2 separate regions of the Homo sapiens genome follow, and region 2 is linked to region 1. Evidence: read pairs that join two places in POLR2A ChIA-PET (ENCODE). Cell type or tissue: MCF 10A. All regions are shown on one strand. Each heading gives the region's core, and the rest is flanking DNA. Links, peaks and the distances in the headings are about the cores only. Region 1 overlaps SESN1 (sestrin 1). Region 2 overlaps SESN1 (sestrin 1).

Region 1 (5,395 bases), core at 207-5,206:
AATTTTAGAGAACATCAATCTACTTTTACTCTATTATCTCTATTAATAAATAGAACCAGAACTAGCTTAACATGGCATTTAAAACGTAACATAAAGATGCATAACAATGAGATGCCACTTCACACTTATCAGAATGGCTGAAATCCAAAACACTGACACCAATGCTGGCCAAGATGTGGGACAACAGGAATGCTGCTTCATTGCTGGTGGGAATGCAAACTGATACTGCCCTTTGGAAGAGTTTTACAGTTTCTTACAAAGGTAAACGTAGGCTTACCGTATTATCCACAAATCGCACACCTAATTATTTATCCAAATGAGGTGAAAACTTTTGTCGACAAAAAACAAGAAACAAAAACCTATACATGAATGTTTACAGCAGCTTTATCCGTAATTGCCCCAAACTGGCAGTAACCAAGATGTCCTTCAATAGGTGAATGGATAAACAAACTATGGCATAACTATACAATAGAGAATTATTCAGTGATAAAAAGAAATGAACTATCAAGTCGTGAAAAAGCATGAAGAAGCCTTAAATGGATGTTGCTAGATGAAAGAAGCCAGTCTGAAAAGCTACATACTTTTGTATGATTCCAGCTGTATGACATTCTGGAAAAGGCAAAACTATATAGAAACAATAAAAAGATGAGTGGTTGCAGGGGTTTAGGGGAAGGGGAAAGGGGGGGAAAGGGATGAACAGGTGGAACCCAGGGCATTTTTAGGGTACTAACTATTCCATATGATATTGTAATGGATGCGTGACATTAGGCATTTGTCAAAATGTGTAGAACGATACAATGCAAAGACTGAACCCTAATGTGAACTATAGAGTTACTAGTAATATATCAATTACAGCAAATGTACCACAGAAATGCTGTAACAGAAGAAAATGTGCATCTGTGGGAAGAGATTCAGGGGGTAGAAAATAGGAACTCTCTGTACTTTCTGTGCGATTTTTCTGTAATCCTAAAACTGCTCTAAAAAAGTCTGAAATGACTCCCAAGATATATTACCCCACTGCTTACCTCAATGTGTTCTTTGGTAATAAGCCAAGGTCTATGGGCTAACACTTTGTTAAGTTCTCCTAAATTCTGTAGTTTTTGAGGAGCATTCTCTAAACCATTGAGCCACTTGGGGTCCCCACCAACATGAAGGAAATCATTTACATGCAGGTTCACTAAGTAGGAGCACTGATGTCTTGCCGCAGCCTTAAAACAAAAAGATTATTCTAATTATAAATATTAAAACCTTGAACTACATATCCTTTTTATTTACAACATGCAAAAGAGCTAATTAAGTTTATTAGTATGTTTTCAAATTTTCCGTAAACTACAGAAATGCAGTTTTTATATAAACATTTTAAAAATTCAAATACTGTAAGAACCTTAGAAATATTCCAAGAACAAACAAAATATCTGATAAAAGTATTTGAACTTTAGACATTTTATCTATATACTTTCAGAACTTCAGATTAAGAAGAAACTTCAATTAAGGTGCCAATCATAAAATAATGGAATATTATTTACATCTTGAACAGGAAGCACCACTTATGTCAATGTGAACTATTTATAATAATGAAACAGAACTTGTGTTCTACTTATTTAATGAAGAATGGTTCTCAGCAATGTATAAATACTTGCTTCTTTTTCTGTTATACTTGAGAGCGTACTTATTTAAAAATAGGAAAAACAGAGACTGTGCAACAGGAATCATATTATATATCATAATCTAAGTATTTATCCCTGTGTTTAAAGCATTAACTGTCTCTTAAAGAGATTAATAAAAATAGGCAAAAACAATTTTTCACTGAATGTTTACAAACCATTATTCCAATGTAGTGACGATAATGTAGGGGTAACGGCCCATCCATTTGCAGTAGATAGTGCTGAGTTTTTAAGAAACTTTCTAAATATTGTGGGTGGAAAACCATCACTAACGTAATGTTATCCAAACGGCCCAAAGCAGCAAAAGAATCTGCAAATAAAGCATGCATCTGTGCGTCTTCACTCCCCACTTGGAGGATCTGTATAAATGAGAAAAACCATGGTTACTGAAATGGTAAATTGGTGTTAAGGGAAGAAAATATACATGCGCTACACTCTAAGTATCATTTAGAAGCAGATTAAATCTGGCTTAAGAAAGAGGGGTTACAAATTTAAACTCAACTGGTTGAAAGATACAGAAGAATAAACAGTTACATATTATATAGTAGGGGATAAACAACAAAGGCTGAACATTAAAGGCCATCTAGATAGGCTGCTTGCAGAGTTGGCCAGAATCCAGATAAAGAAGCAGATTTAGATTATCAAATTTGCAGAGCTTGCAAACAGACACTAAAGCCTTTCTTTACAAAACCGCCTACTCTCACTCAATTTAAGGAGAACTAAAATTAACTAATAGCATACACTTCTTATGAAAATAAAGCATAGATGCTTTTATACATATATAGAATTAAAGATCCAATCTAGCACTGATATCAGCCTGTGGAGACAGTCAAGACTAAGTAACTCAGGTTATGGGCACACCTAAACAACATCTAAATATAAGCAGATGTTGTATCACTGGTCAAAAACAAATCTTGGCTTTACTTGATTAAATATGGGTGTTAAAAACACATCATGAAATACTAGAAATCAACACAAGTACAACAGCTTTTTATTCCCACAGATTCACTGCCAAAGAATGATTAACTGCAACCAACTCTGACTAAAACATGTTGTTGACCAACAGTTCTTCAGATGCCAACATGTGGGTCATGAAAGCTCTTCCTTAAAAGCATACAGTTCACTATGTACTTTCACAAACAACGTACCTCCTTTTCTGGGATGAATCTGCTTGGTCCCTGTCCTAGTGGTCGAGGAATTCTAATGCCAAGTTCCTAGAAAAGAAAATTACACCATCTCAGGCCTTTGGCAGTAAACAAAATGAACTGAGGCTAAAGGAATGGGAGGGAAAAACAACCAGTCGAACAGAGACAGGCTTGTTTTGATGGTTTGTTTTCATGGCTGTATATACATACCAACTCTTCTGTTAGCATTACATAGCTAACAACAGCTTATAATACAACTCTGATTAAAAACAATAAAACCTGTTTCACTAAAACCAGAGTTTTGCATAAAGTACTTGGCAGAAAGTCTAGAACAGAAAGTTCAGCACATAGCAGCCAACCCTGTGGATCATCAGTGATACAAAATAAGACCAGTGTGTTTGTACATCTAAAACTCAACCAACCCAAATATCAATCCCTGTGCATCGTCAGAAAATGAAAAAGCAGTACTTCCACCTAGGTGTCTTAAACTAGAAAAAGTGTAATTATTATTACATCTAAAACAACACCTCACGGTTAGAATGTAAATTTATGAAAAATAAAAACTAAATTCACAAGAGACAGCACTACAGGGCATGTTTTCTCTGCAGTTAAATAATTTTAGAGAAACTCATTTTGTTTGTAAGTTTGCCTTAAATTAAGTTTTTTTTTATTTACAGGATGTCATCAATCTTGCCCATATTATATTTTAGAGAAGCTCAAATAATTGAGAAATAGTTTTCTGACATTTGACACAGTGACTCTAGAATCCTGTACCTTATGTGATGGTGTAGTATGGTTAACAAGAACTGAAAATCTGTTAGGGTTTCCTTTCCCTCCCTCACCCTCCCCATATAGTGTGTTTACAGAAACAAAACTAAAATAATATATTTCAACTTTTTGTTGTTTTGAGGCCTATGTCCTATCTAGTGTCATTTAAAAATTTTTTTTAGAATTTATACAATTAAAGATTAACCCCTTCACTCATATATATTATATATATAATTAAATACTCATATAATTCTACTCTCTCCTTACTGCTTTTAAAGTTCTTCATGATATAAACCAGATATTTTCCTTTTAAAGAAAAAAAGTGGGGATGGGGTGGGGGTGGGTGCACAGAGAGAAGGACATGTGTCAGCAATCCAAGAAATCTGGTCCCAGCAAATGAAAGTCTTTAAAGCAGAACAGGCTTTTAAAAATTAAGCAGGAAGGACAAAAGTGAAGGTAATCTTTATTAGGAGACATCAAGATTCAAAGTAGTTTATATTTGCCAACAGAATTCATAAAATAATATTTAAATAAAATAATCTTATACTGGAGGTTGGTGACTTCTCCCTGGTTAGTCCATCCTTACACTGAAGATAGTAATGCTTTAACATTATACCCTTCATTAGAGGAGGCACTTAATTCACTGGTCTGGCCACGTGTGTGTCTCAATTTTAACATCCTGTAATGAATGCCAGAGGACATCCCTGTTATTCAATATATAATTTTGGCACCAATAGCAGCCATTTATATACAATGATGACTCTTAGCTTTTCTAACTGCTGAATTTCTCATCCAATTACATACATTTGAAACAATACCTATTGGACAAAACTAAGGCTAAAATTAACATTTATCCCCTCTAATTTCTTTAATCTTGAAAACTGTCTTACTTAAACAAAATGTATTTTAGGAAAATGCCTGTTTCAAGGGTTTATTACTGTTTTATAACTAAGAGACTTGGGACTTTAGTATACGAAAAGGTGTCATTTCAAATGGGGGAAAATGAATTATTCAACAAATGATCTTGGGACAACTGGATAGCCATTCAGAAAAAAAGTGAAGCTGGAACACTATAACATGCTTTACCCCACAATAAATCAGAGTTAAATGTAAGAAAAAAATGAAAACTTAGAAAAAAAGCAAAAAACATTATAGTACTAGAAGAAAACACTCATGGAGTGCAGCAGGCCTAAGAATACCACAAAAGCCAAAAGTCATAAAATATAAGATTGATAAATTTAATGACATAAAAATAAAGACTTTCACATGGGAAAAATAAATATATACAAAGTCAAAAGTAAACAGAAAGCTAGGAATTATATTTGCCACTCAAATAACAAAGGGCTAAATTTTAAAGAAAGATTACTATAAATCAATACGAAAATCCCCAACAATCTTTTTTTTTTTTTTTGGAGACAGAGTCTCGCTGTGTCACCCAGGCTGGAGTACAGTGGCATGATCTCGGCTCACTGCAGCCTCTGCCTCCTGGGTTCAAGTGATTCTCCTGTCTCCCGAGTAGCTAGGACCACAGGCGTGTGCCGCCACACCTGGCTAATTTTTTGTATTTTTAGTAGAGACAGGGTTTCACCATGTTAGCCAGGATGGTCTCAATCTCCTGACCTCGTGATGCGCCCACCTCGGCCTCCCAAATGCTAGGATTACAGGTGTGAGCCACCGCACCTGACCAACAATCGTATTTTAAAAATGAGCAAACAACACAGTTCAAGGAAAAGAAAATACAAATGGTTGAAAAATGCTTGACACTCAAAACAACTGCAAGTTAACTATGCTGAGATACTGTCTTCCTCCAAAAAGATT
Region 2 (5,395 bases), core at 165-5,164, 58 kb after region 1:
AATTTTGTTACACAACAATAGATGCCAGAAATATAGTGATTGATACGTGAAGGTACAACAGACTTTTTACAACCTTGATACAAATCACATTCTAAGGATGGCAGAGGGCTTTTATTAATGTAGTTGAACATCACACCGGCTCTGGACTGCCTAATTAAGACTTCTTGTGGAGGCAGACCCCTATCTGTTTATACTACATAGTAGGGTTTTTTTGTTATTTGCAGCCAAACACATTCCAGACTGACATACTCAACAATTCCCAAAATTCAATTACTGTTTCTAAAGAAAGGTTCCTCTTATTCAAGGATCTACCTCTGCTCAGAAGTTCATACTTCTCTTATCTTCTGGAACCCAGTTGTTCATTTAATGATCCAGAAAAAATATTCAGGCTGTCCTGCAGGAACTCCTAGTATTTAAAGGCAGTGGCAAGGATTATCCCCTTCATTCAGCAAGCAATTACAATACTTTCAGTAGAATGCCTACTTCTTAAAACATGTCTCCCTTTGACATACTAAAAACTTCATTCAGCTACACCCCAAAACACAAAGAATTCAGAAATGTATTCTAAGCTGCTGGATCATATAATCCATAGGAAAATGAGTTTCTCTTGATGATAACCTGCTTTATCATATGAATTCCAGGAACATGTTTCAGCCCAAGAGAAGGAACTGGCTGTCTCTAGATGAGGTTCAATCATGTAACACATAATGATGTTTCAGTCAATGATGTACTGCATATACAACAGGGTCCCCTAATATTGTACAGTAACTTTTTTTTTTTTACTATACCTTTCCTATGTTTAGATATATTAATTAATTAATTAATTAACTTTTTGAGGCAGGGCCTCGCTCTGTTGCCTAGGCTGGAGTGGAGTGGTACGATCACGGCTCACCGCAGCCTTGACCTCCTGAGTTCAAGTGATCCTCCCACCTCAGCCTCCCAAGTAGCTGGACCTACAGGCACACACCACCACACAGGACTAATTTTTGTATTTTTGTAGAGATGGGGTTTTACCATGTTGCCCAGGCTTAGATATATTTAGATATACAAATAATTACCATTGTGTTACAACTGCCAGTGTGTACTCAGTATAGTAACATGCTATACAGGTTTGTAGCCTAGGAACACTAGGTTATACCATATAGCCTACGTGTGCAGTAGGCTATACCATCTAGGTTTGTGTAAGTACACTCTGTGATGTTTGCCCAAGGACAAAATTGCCTGATGACATTTCTCAGAACATATGTCCATCATTAGGTGATGCGTGACTGTACAGATCCCACATTGTCCTCCTAACTGCTTATCTCTCTCTAGATGCCAAAAGATGCCAAACATTGTAACACGTAACAGAAGGAAAGTTTCATTTGGCACAGAAGTAAAAGTAATTCAGATCTAGTGACCTTCTTTTGTTTTTTCTTTCCAAGTGTACAATTGCTGAGAGATAGAAGCAATGCAGCCCCAGAAGAGGAAGAAAAATGACAGGAAATCCCGATCCACACTTGACCAAAATCATCAAACAATCTAGGCAACTGGTTTTCACTCGTATGATAGTTTTTTAAGTTGTCAGCAATTCTTGGCAAATACAAGAATAGAAAATAACTTCAGTAAAACTCTGAGCTAAAAGGCTTAATATTCTCATAGGTGTCTTGCCCTTATAAAGGGTGGGTGGGTAGGGGGGTACCTAAAGAAAGGAAATTTAGTCAGAGAATAAACCTTCTGCTGTAAGAGAAAACATAATCCAAAATATCAAGTATACTATATTTGAGGAAACACCAAATTTAAAACGAAGTTTTTCAAAATTTATGTAACTCCATATATATCACTTCATACACACACACACACACACACATAATTTACAGATAACTTCTTAACATTTAACCAACCTGAGGAAGCTATTTCTTAAAATTTAATTTTAAGAGAAATTCATTTTAACTTTGAGATGTAAAAAACAGTCTAAGATCTTTGAAGCTAGCCAGAGTACATTCCTGGATTCTAATAGTACTGCTTAATCATAGCCAAGCAGACACAAAATGGTGTTTCATAAAAGTGTGATAGTTGCTACTGCAACGATCAGTAGGTGTGCTTTTAATGTTTATTCAGTTGCATATTTTCAGAACTAACATGACATGGATTGCTAAAGCCTGGAACAGCTCCTTGATTTCGAAACATGGTCACTTCCATAATGGCTATATATAAAAAAGCAGAATAAGAGGGCAAAATTTTGTTTGTATTTTTATTTTTAAAATATGGAACGCTTTACAAATTTGCATGTCATTCTTGTGCAGGGGCATGCTAATTTTCTCTGTATCATTCCAACTTTGGCATATGTGCTGCTGAAGCAAGCACAAGGCGGGCAAAATTTGAAATGCTAGTTCCCATCCCACAGAGACCCACACAGTACTCCTTACATCATACTTAGAGAAGGTGTCATATTCATGCATATTTTTGCTTTTGATCTGTGAAATTAATTTAGGGATAAATTCAGTTCTACTTTTTATTTTTCCTTTGCTGCCCCTACCGGCCCTTCCAATAACTTACAATAACATATTGTTTTAAAAAGTTACTTATGATAATATTCCCGAGACTTTTCTGCAATTTGACGATTTCTTCCACTCACAGGAAGACAGGCCTAGACTATAACAATGAAAGTGAACTCCACCAGAGGCAAAACAATGTGACTAAACACAGGGACTTCCCCTTTGCTACACCATGGTATTCTTTGACCTACTTTAGTTTTCTACAAATCATCCCTTTAGTTCTCAGCCTGAAAGCACCAAAGCTAGGCCTCTGTTAATCACACATTAATAAACAATAACAAACAACAAAAAAGACAAACACATGTGTACACACACGTACACACACACACACACACATTTATATTAAGGAGTAAACAATCTAATCTGTGGAAAAAGCCACACCACTAAATAAAACATTAACAAAGGATAATTTGTTGAGTTTTTTTTCTAGAATAGATTCTAAAAAATTTAAAAGGAGAATTTTTAGATAAGTATTTTAAGAAATGTAATAGCTTTTAAAATTAGTGTCTTGTGTATGTATTCCTGATCCACAGATCCCATCTTTTGCTTAAAGCACCTGTTTATAAAACTTTACAATTTCTAATTGGGAGTGGCAAGAGAGATCTGACATGCTTGATTTGACCTGCCAAGCCTTTTTTCCTTTGGGAGAATATTCATCTGCCTTTTCTATTGATTAGTTCAGTACTGTGCAGTTTTATGAAGATTCTAGAAAAGTGTTAGGTGAAAATAAACAGCAATGACAGTGAACTAATCTATTTTAGAGGGAAAATTCCTCAAAGGCAAAGACAATTCCCTCCCTCATTTACCTTTTTAGGTCAGAAAAAGTAGGCCATCAATAACTATAATTAGTGCAGCATCTGTAGGATGCTCGATTCTACTTTAACTACATAGAATAATTTAATCTCACTGAAATTATAATTAAATGAGATCAGTACTTAATATGTCATGGAGCTATTAGTAAGCCTCAGAAAACTTGTTACTGGAATGTAGCAATTGTTCTCCACAAGACGAATGACCAAGGGAATCAGGAATAATGACATAATCTTCCTTCTCTCTGTGTTAAATTTATGCCAGGCAACTTTCAATGTCTCCAGGAAAAGTATCCACTGCTCTTTCTATTCTCCCCTCTGAATCCTTGCATCAGGACAGACCAATTTCAAATCAAATACATTTAAATGGTTAAATCAATACATGTATATGAACCCTGATTTAATTTATGATTAAATTGCTACTCAGAAAGGTAACAATTTCTTTAAAAATGCATTTTACTTTTTGAAATATCTCACACATATTATTCATAACTCAGTTGTATATCTGACTTTAAAATGTACATAATCTAAAATTAAAGCAACAATAAGTTACTCTTAATTTTATATTTCCCTTAGGAAAAAAGAACAATGTACTAATATACATATCTGTGAAACCACATCTGATTCCATGTATTAAACCTAAATAATAGACAGGCATGCGATCTAAGAAAAAAACAGCCTTGACCAAAAAATTTTTTTCAACAAATTTAATGTTTAGAAATTTTCTATTTGTGTATAACATGTAAAATAAAAATTTTAAATTTTGAACACTTTCAGTTATAATTTAAAAATGTACCATGTATTTTAAACAAAAATTAAAGGGGATGTATCAGAATTAATTCTACCTAAATATTTTGGGATATGCAATAAACTTGATCTTCATCTTCCTCTTTTAAATTAATTAACCTGCTGGGTGAGGTGGCTCATACCTGTTATCCCAGCACTCTGGGAGATGGAAGTGGGTGGACTGCTTGAGGTCAGGAGTTCGCGACCAGCCTGGGCAACATGGTGAAACCCTGTCTCTACTAAAAATACAAAAATTAGCCAGGCATGGTAGCACACACCTGTAGTCTTAGCTCCTCAGGAGGCTGAGGTGGGAAGATGGCTTGAGCCCAGGAGGCAGAGGTTGCAGTGAACTGAGAGCGCACCACTGCACTCCAGCCTGGGCAACAGAGCGAGATCCTGTCTCAAAAAAAAAATTAATTAATCTAACAAATATTTATTTAGTTTTTACTATGTGCCTAATGAGTGATGAAAAAATAAATGATGAGAAAACCCTGATATGGTCTCTACCCACATTAAACCTCACTTTAGTGGAGGACAGAAATTAATCCAAGAATTATCTAAACGTGATAAAAGATGGTGCTCTGAGGAATAATGAGAGAGAATGGATCAAGTTAGGGAAGCCCTAGAAGGCTTTCTTTTTAAGAGACAGGGTCTTACTCTGTCACCCAGATTGGAGTGCAGTGGTACAGTCACGGCTCACTGCAGCCTTGAACTCCTAGTCTCAAGCCATCCTCCTGCCTCAGCCTCCCAGGTAGCTGGGACTACAGGCATGAGCCACCATGCCCAGCCTGGAAGGCATTCTTGAGGAAGTCAGAATTGAGAGAAATCCGAAAAATGAACAAGGGGAGTTTATTAGGTGAATAAGAGAGCAGAGGCAAAGCTCTGTCCAGGTAGAGGAGAAAGCATGTCAAAGGCTTTTGAGCAAAAGTAAGCAGTAAGCAAAGAGGGCCTGTGAGTCTGAGGCGCACAGAGCGAGGAAGAGCACATTGCAAGATGAGGCTGCCAAGGTCAGCAGCCACACCATGGAGGGCCTTGCAGGGAGGCTGACTATTCAATTTGGCTTACTCCTGTTGACTTGGTGTAATCCCTTCTCTCACAGTGTCCCAGTTTGGATGATAAATTATGTGAGGCCATGTAAAAACATTTATCTTTAACGAAAACACTATGAGAAGTCATATATAAAAATTTTAAGATGGTGTGTGCGTGTGAAAGAGAGAGACACAGAAATAGCTGTATTAAAACATGAATTCATACACAGTAGTC

The links. ChIA-PET counts read pairs that join two places held together with the same protein. Peaks named below come from ENCODE experiments on the same cell type or tissue, not always from the same donor. Only the 100,000 strongest peaks of a DNase experiment are listed, where the experiment ranks them.
Region 2: POLR2A ChIA-PET joins it to region 1 with 10 read pairs; 12 of 35 experiments call an interaction of 5 or more read pairs at or near these places.

The regions. Positions count from the first base shown.
Region 1 is chr6:108,999,466-109,004,860 of GRCh38, forward strand. It overlaps SESN1 (sestrin 1), which reads right to left. Exons shown (of 10, transcript NM_014454.3): 2 at 2,813-2,878; 3 at 1,823-2,023; 4 at 1,026-1,208. It also overlaps a transcript of ARMC2 not described here. Among named protein-coding and RNA genes, the nearest start is that of ARMC2-AS1, 78 kb to the left of the region's middle. In MCF 10A, for the core only: no CTCF peak of the experiment used is centred there; a DNase peak (open chromatin) is centred at 2,776.
Region 2 is chr6:109,057,269-109,062,663 of GRCh38, forward strand. All of the region lies in intron 1 of SESN1 (sestrin 1), which reads right to left. It also overlaps the pseudogene RNU6-653P. Among named protein-coding and RNA genes, the nearest start is that of SESN1, 35 kb to the right of the region's middle. In MCF 10A, for the core only: CTCF peaks have their summits at 2,434 and 2,635; DNase peaks (open chromatin) are centred at 2,123 and 2,653.